Linked DNA regions of Homo sapiens: region 1 is linked to region 2. Evidence: chromatin contacts called from ENCODE Hi-C or POLR2A ChIA-PET data. All regions are on one chromosome and are shown on one strand. Each heading gives the region's core, a stretch centred on a gene start or an enhancer-like site at or near the end of the contact. The rest is flanking DNA. Distances are from core to core; before and after follow the strand shown.

Region 1 (2,588 bases), core at 1-2,500, 750 kb before region 2:
ACATATATATAGTGATGTTTGGTCTTCACTCCTTAGATTCTATTTAATTAGTCTGGAATCAAGGCTTTTTTTTTTTTTTTTTTGAGACAGAGTCCCACTCTGTCGCCCAGGCTGGAGTTCAGTGGCGTGATCTCGGCTCACTGCAACCTCTGCCTCCCAGGTTCAAGCGATTCTCCTGCCTCAGGCTCCTGAGTAGCTGGGATTACAGGCTTGTGCCACTACGCCTGGCTAAATTTTGTATTTTTAGTAGATACAAGGTTTCACCATGTTGGTCAGCCTGGTCTCGAACTCCTGACCTCGTGATCCGCCCGCCTCGGCCTCCCAAAGTGCTGGGATTACGGGCGTGAGCCACCGCACCCGGCTAATCACGGCATTTTTATAAGCCTTGTGATTTCTGTGATTCTAATGTTTAGATTCTAATGCTTAGCCAGGGTTGAGAACCACCGATTTAATCCAATCCCTTCTCCTAGTTTTACTAAAGAGAAAACTATAACCTAGAATGGTGAGCAACTTGCCCAAAGTCACCCAACATGTTAGTGCAAGGTGCACCGAGAGAGATTGTACCAGTAGCAAGAATATGCTCATGATGTTTATAATTGTTCTCGCTGGAGTTAATCCCGGAAGCATTTCTTTTTAGTTCACAGAGGCCTTATATAAATTACTTTTTACTTTGGCACAGCACTTACGCTTCTGCTAACACTGAAATGGGTTCGCATTCCTGACCACAAAAGGACAGAGATGAAATTCTACATTCACACAGCCCGCCAAGTTAGCCAAGCTCCCTAGGAGGCTGTCTGAAGTGCCTAAAATGCTTCTCTACAATGATCACCCAGAGCTGAGAGACTTCAGTGGGGTAGTGAGAAGAAAGAGGGTTGGGAGAGACAGGAAAGCATCCTCTCCTTGAGGGAAGGAACTGGGAATCAACTGAGAACCAGCTAGCACTGCCAGGAGGTGAGGAGAGGGAAGGAGAATAATTTAAATGAGGCCAGGGAGCTTCTGCTCCCTCAATTAAACGGTGATAGACGGCCTGACACCACCAGCCCTCGAAGCCTGAGATCCACAGGAAATGTTAAAAACTGGCTTGGCAATATAAGTATTAGAAAATACTTCTTCCAACACTCACCAAAAACTAAGCTCCCAATAAAGAACACTTCACCTGCCCTCCGCAACCCTCTACCTCTCTTCCCCGCCAAGATCTTCACCCAAGGTCTCAAGAGGGCGGTTCCCAACCTCACGTGACACAGCGGTCACGTGACATGGCCCCGGGGAGCCGAGGTGAGCGTTCCAGCTTCCGGAGCCGGAGGGGGCCCGGCGTACCCAGCCCCCAGCCCGACGTGACCATGCTGTCCCGCCTCCTAAAAGAACACCAGGCCAAGCAGAATGAACGCAAGGAGCTGCAGGGTGAGCCAAATATCCTGTCGGCCGTTTTCTCTTCGGCCGCGGCCTAGCTTCAGCCCGGAGCCTGGATCTCGAGTAACTAACCATATCCAGGGAAAGACGCCAGCTAGCGGGCAACGGGCATGGGGGAGAGGGAATTTCAGAGAGGCTTTTTTTGAAACTCCTTTCCCTTGCCAACTGGCTCCGGTCCCTTGGGCAATACTCCGGTCCCCTCGGCAACGCCCCCAATCCCCGACCTGCCGCACCTTAGCCCCGCCCCTGCCCCGGAGCGCCCTGCCTATTGGCCCTGGGAGCCTCTCGTCCTGGCGGCGGGAAGGAGCGACTCTGGAGGGAGGAGGGTGTGGGGAACCCCCCAGAGATGGGCTTCTTGGAGGCCTGAAACCACCGGAACGGAGGTGGGGCACTTGTTTCCTGAGTCCGGGCTGGAAATCTCGGAGTTACCGATTCTGCGGCCGAGTAGTGGAGAAAGAGTGCCTGGGAGTCAGGAGTCCTGGGCGCTGCCGCTGACTTCCTGGCGTCCCTGAGTGAGTCCATTTCCCTCCCAGGGTACCAGTTTCCTCATCTCTAAAATGAAAGAGGTTGCGCTATGTTTTGCAAGGTCCTTTTCAGCTCCGGCATTCAGAGATTAGTTAAGAAATTTCGGCAACTAGCAGAATAGTAATGGATGGGTAGGGAACCTTTAACACTACCCCTCAAAAAACCAAGTCTCCCCTCCAATTCCTTTTCCCCCTCTCCCCAGAAAAGAGGAGGCGAGAGGCTATCACTGCAGCGACCTGCCTGACAGAAGCTTTGGTGGATCACCTCAATGTGGGGTATGGACCTCTTATCAACATCAGTTTCCTCCTTCCCCACCCCGCCCAAGTTTAGGCACTGGCCAGTCTGGCCCTCAAATAGCTGTTGAAGGGGTGGGATGTTCCACTAATTCCCCTATCCTACCCCGCCCCTCCCAGCTCTTTGTAGAGCAACTTGAGTCAACTCTGAGTCCTAGCACTGGGCAAGGGAGGAACAGCTGCCGTGGTTAGAGAAGCAGCCAGATTTCCCCTTCCCCACGTTAACTTCCCTGGCATTTACAACTTGATGCCATCTGCCCACCTCCCTTCACCCTTCCAAGTCCAGCTGTCACTTCAGCAGGAGGGAGAGCACCCTCCTTCATTACAGCTTACCACCCTCTCCTCTGCCTCCCACCCTCT
Region 2 (4,103 bases), core at 800-3,299:
ACAGTGGCCTGAACTAGGGCCATGTGCATCATTCAAGGCAGTTACCACTCTGGGAGAGGAGGAAGAATTTTTGGTTAGTTATTTAGGCTTTTAAATATCTAGGCCAGAAGCCAGGTGTGGTGGCTCACACCTGTAATCCCAGCACTTTGGGAAGCTAAGGTGGGTGGATCACTTGAGGTCAGGAGTTCGAGACCAGCCTGGCCAACATGGTGAAACCCTGTCTCTACTAAAAATACAAAAATTAGGCCAGGTGCAGTGGCTCACGTCTGTAATCCCAGCACTTTGGGAGGCTGAGATGGGTGGATCACCTGAGGTCAGGAGTTTGAGACCAGCCTGACCAATATGGTGAAACCCGTCTCTACTAAAAATACAAAAATTAGCCGGACGTAGTGGCATGCGCCTGTAGTCCCAGCTACTCAGGAGGCTGAGACAAGAGAATTGCTTGAACCCGGGAGGCGGAGGTTACAGTGAGCCAAGGTTGCGCCACTGCACTCCAGCCTGGGCAACAGAGTGAGACTCAGTCTCAAAAAAAAATTAGCCAGGTGTGGTTGGTGGGCATCTGTAATTCCAGCTACTCAGGAGGCTGAGACAGGAAAATTGCTTGAACTCCAGAGGCAGAGGCTGCAGTTAGCCAAGATCAAACCACTGCACTCCAGCCTGGGTGATAGAGTGACACTCCGTCTCAGAATATACATTTTAAAAATATATATCTAAAATCCTTTTTTGAGGGGTAGGAGGATGGAGGTGGGATGTATGTTGCTATTGCACTGGCCAGCAGAACCTTGAGAAGTGGACTGATTAAAAAAATGTAGGCCTGGCATAGTGGCTAACACCTGTAATCACAGCACTTTGGGAGGCAAAGGTGGGAGGATGGCTTGAGCCCGAGAATTCGAGAACAACTTGGTCAACAAAGCGAAACCCCCGTTTCTACAAAAAAGTTAACGGGGCATGGTGCGTGCACATGTGGTCCCAGCTACATGGGAGGCTGAAGCAGGAAGATCGCTTGTGCCTCGGAGATGAAGGTTGCAGTGAGCTGTGTTTGCGCCACTGTGCTGCATGCAGCCTGGGTGACAGAATGAGACCCTGTCTCAAAAAATAAAATAAAATGGAATGCAGATCGAAATGTTCAATATAGGCTGTCCATAATCTCCTACCTCATACCCTGAACCAAAATATTGCTACTCTTGGTTAAGTTCAGAAAACTGAATGCTGAGTTAAACCATCCGTTCCTAGCCTTGAACATACAAAACCAACATTAACAGTATTTATGTATTTACTATTAATTATAAACAACTGTGAATTACCCAATGGTTGCTATTTGCCAATATATATCTAGATTAATTATTATTATTTTTTGAGATGGAGTCTTGCTCTGTCACCAGGCTGGAGTGCAGTGGCAGAATCTCGGCTCACTGCAACCTCCCACTCCCTGGTTCAAGCGATTCTCCTGCCTCAGCCTCCCGGGTAGCTGGGATTACAGGCGCGCGCCACCACGCCCGGCTAATTTTTGTACTTTTGGTAGAGGCGGGGTTTCACCATATTGGCCAGGATGGTCTTGATCTCCTGACCTCGTGATCCGCCTGCCTCGGCCTCCCAAAGTGCTGAGATTGCAGGCGTGAGCCACCGCGCCCGGCCTAGATTATTCTCACTTAATTATTACTAAGGTCTGTATATAATTTCTATTTTATAAATTAGAACACTAAGGCTCAGAAAAGTGGAGTGAGTTGCCCAAACTCACACAGTGAAGCCGGGATCAAAGCTAATTACAGTACTGTCTAATTTTAAAATCTATACTTCTAAGCATCTGGCTACACTATATCTCTAAAAGTTTTACGTAGTTCAAATGTGAGCAGCGTTCGTCTACGCAGAAAAACTGAATAAGCAGCATTAACCGCGGGCAGAAACAGAACAGAAACCACTACCTTGGCGGCCGCCCGCCCCCGGGCGTCGCCTACGTCATAACACTGCGCGGCCGCCCCTCGCGCACCACGTGCTAGGGGAGCGGGCGGGCAGATGGCTGTGTCTGTAAGCGGGAGGCGTGCCCGGTTCATCCAAGGCGCAAGATGGCGCTGCTTTTTGCACGTTCTTTGCGCTTGTGCCGCTGGGGAGCCAAACGATTGGGAGTTGCCTCCACAGAGGCCCAGAGAGGTAGGATTATCTCTTTTTACTCTTTTACCTCCAGAATGGCTGCCGTCTATTATTCCCAGACCCCACTCCGAGAAGCAACTCCAACCCTCTCGGGTCTTTTCCTTCCCCACCTGCCTTGGTCTTAAGATTCCAAACCTGTGATACCATTTGGTTTCTTTAAATTCCGGGACTTACTCAATCCGAGTTTTTCAGCTCCGTGAGCTATCCGTAGTAAAGCGACCTCGCGACTCTCTTGCCCGCTTGGCATTCTGACTCTTCCCTAGTTGCTCGTGTATCATGGCTGCCTGCCTCATATCTGAATATATCACCAGCCCTAGGGTTCTAGCCCCTGTTATTATCCCGTCTTTTTGCTCTGCCCGCAGGCGTCAGTTTCAAACTGGAAGAAAAAACCGCCCACAGCAGCCTGGCACTCTTCAGAGATGATACGGGTGTCAAATATGGCTTGGTGGGATTGGAGCCCACCAAGGTGGCCTTGAATGTGGAGCGCTTCCGGGAGTGGGCAGTGGTGCTGGCAGACACAGCGGTCACCAGTGGCAGACACTACTGGGAAGTGACAGTGAAGCGCTCCCAGCAGTTCCGGATAGGAGTGGCAGATGTGGACATGTCCCGGGATAGCTGCATTGGTGTTGATGATCGTTCCTGGGTGTTCACCTATGCCCAGCGCAAGTGGTACACCATGTTGGCCAACGAGAAAGCCCCAGTTGAGGGTATTGGGCAGCCAGAGAAGGTGGGGCTGTTGCTGGAGTATGAGGCCCAGAAGCTGAGCCTGGTGGATGTGAGCCAGGTCTCTGTGGTTCACACGCTACAGACAGATTTCCGGGGTCCAGTGGTGCCTGCCTTTGCTCTCTGGGATGGGGAGCTGCTGACCCATTCAGGGCTTGAGGTGCCCGAGGGCCTCTAGTATGTCCATTACTGGAGTCCCTAATCACGCCTTTGGCCAGCCTCCTTTTGAAAGTGTCCGAAGCCTTTTTACTTTGCCTCAAGCAACCTCTAGCTCCCACAATTCAGTGTTGGGTCCTCTGTGCAATATCATGATCATCTTCCTCATCCCCTACCTTGTGAAAGCTAGGCATACAGCCAAACCCTCCTTTTCCCCACCCACCAACTACTGCCAATTTCCTAGGCTACCATGGGTGTATCTTCCTTGACCTGCTTCCTTCAGTCCCTCTGCCTCCCTTTGCCCAGGCCTTTCTCAGACTGTATTCCATCCTGGGGTCTTATCATTCAGCTTTGTTTGAATTTATTAATCACCATGATACCTCTCCCTCCCTTTGTCCACATGTAACTTGTTCTTGGGGCTCTACCAGATGGCTGAAGAGTAAATCCTTTCTACCTCTGGCTGAAGGAGTGGTGCAGTCAATGACTTGGCCCTTTTTCTACAGCACATTTAGAGTTTGGGCTCTGGCTCCCTCAGTAAGTGCTTTATTAACTCAGTGTGTCAAAATGAAAACAGAGCCCTCCTTCCCCAGTAGCTCAGTGCCACAGACCTTCAGCCCCACACAGCTGTAGCTATCCTTACCCTGAGTCCATCTACCTTAAATCTGTACCTCTGACACCCAGCCAGTCTGTCATAATCATTATCCCAGTTATAACCTTGACCAAAGGGGAAGAGAGACACTTGGGGGATATCTAGGGGATGAGTGCTAGAAACTATTTATTTATTTTTGAGACAGAGTCTCACTCTGTCACCCAGGCTGGAGTGCAGTGGCATGATCTTGGCTCACTGCAAACTCTGCCTTTTGGGTTCAAGCGACTCTCGTGCCTCAGCCTCCTGAGTAGCTAGGATTACAGGTGTGTGCCACCATGCCCGTCTCATTTTTATATTTTTAGTAGAGATGGGGTTTTGCCATATTGGCCAGGCTGGTCTCGAACTCCTGGCCTCATGTGATCAGCCCACCTTGGCCTCCCAAAGTGCTGGGATTTCAGGCGTGAGCCACCACACCCGGCCAAAACTG

What was found. A loop is a pair of places that touch in the nucleus more often than their neighbours do. ChIA-PET counts read pairs that join two places held with the same protein, here RNA polymerase II (POLR2A). Pooled maps may share reads with other maps.
Region 1: a loop to region 2 is called in a map of CD8-positive, alpha-beta T cell, with 4 times the contacts of the local background. The contact joins the promoter of BLOC1S1 here to the promoter of SPRYD4 in region 2. A Hi-C loop is called at or near these places in 1 of 168 maps with a recorded cell type or tissue (CD8-positive, alpha-beta T cell), 1 of 37 single-sample maps with no recorded cell type and 7 of 50 pooled maps. POLR2A ChIA-PET finds 5 or more read pairs at or near these places in 1 of 52 experiments (WTC11).

Annotation. Positions count from the first base shown.
Region 1 is chr12:55,714,796-55,717,383 of GRCh38, forward strand. It overlaps BLOC1S1 (biogenesis of lysosomal organelles complex 1 subunit 1), which reads left to right and starts at 1,251. Exons shown (of 4, transcript NM_001487.4): 1 at 1,251-1,401; 2 at 2,138-2,210. The coding sequence starts at 1,257. It overlaps BLOC1S1-RDH5 (BLOC1S1-RDH5 readthrough), which reads left to right and starts at 1,239. Exons shown (of 6, transcript NR_037658.1): 1 at 1,239-1,401; 2 at 2,138-2,210. It also overlaps a transcript of ITGA7 not described here. RefSeq lists enhancers at 1,296-1,435, 1,716-1,955.
Region 2 is chr12:56,466,529-56,470,631 of GRCh38, forward strand. It overlaps SPRYD4 (SPRY domain containing 4), which reads left to right and starts at 2,050. Exons shown (of 2, transcript NM_207344.4): 1 at 2,050-2,148; 2 at 2,511-4,103. The coding sequence starts at 2,064. The coding sequence ends at 3,049. RefSeq lists enhancers at 1,718-1,787, 1,798-1,977, 2,298-2,347, 2,768-2,897.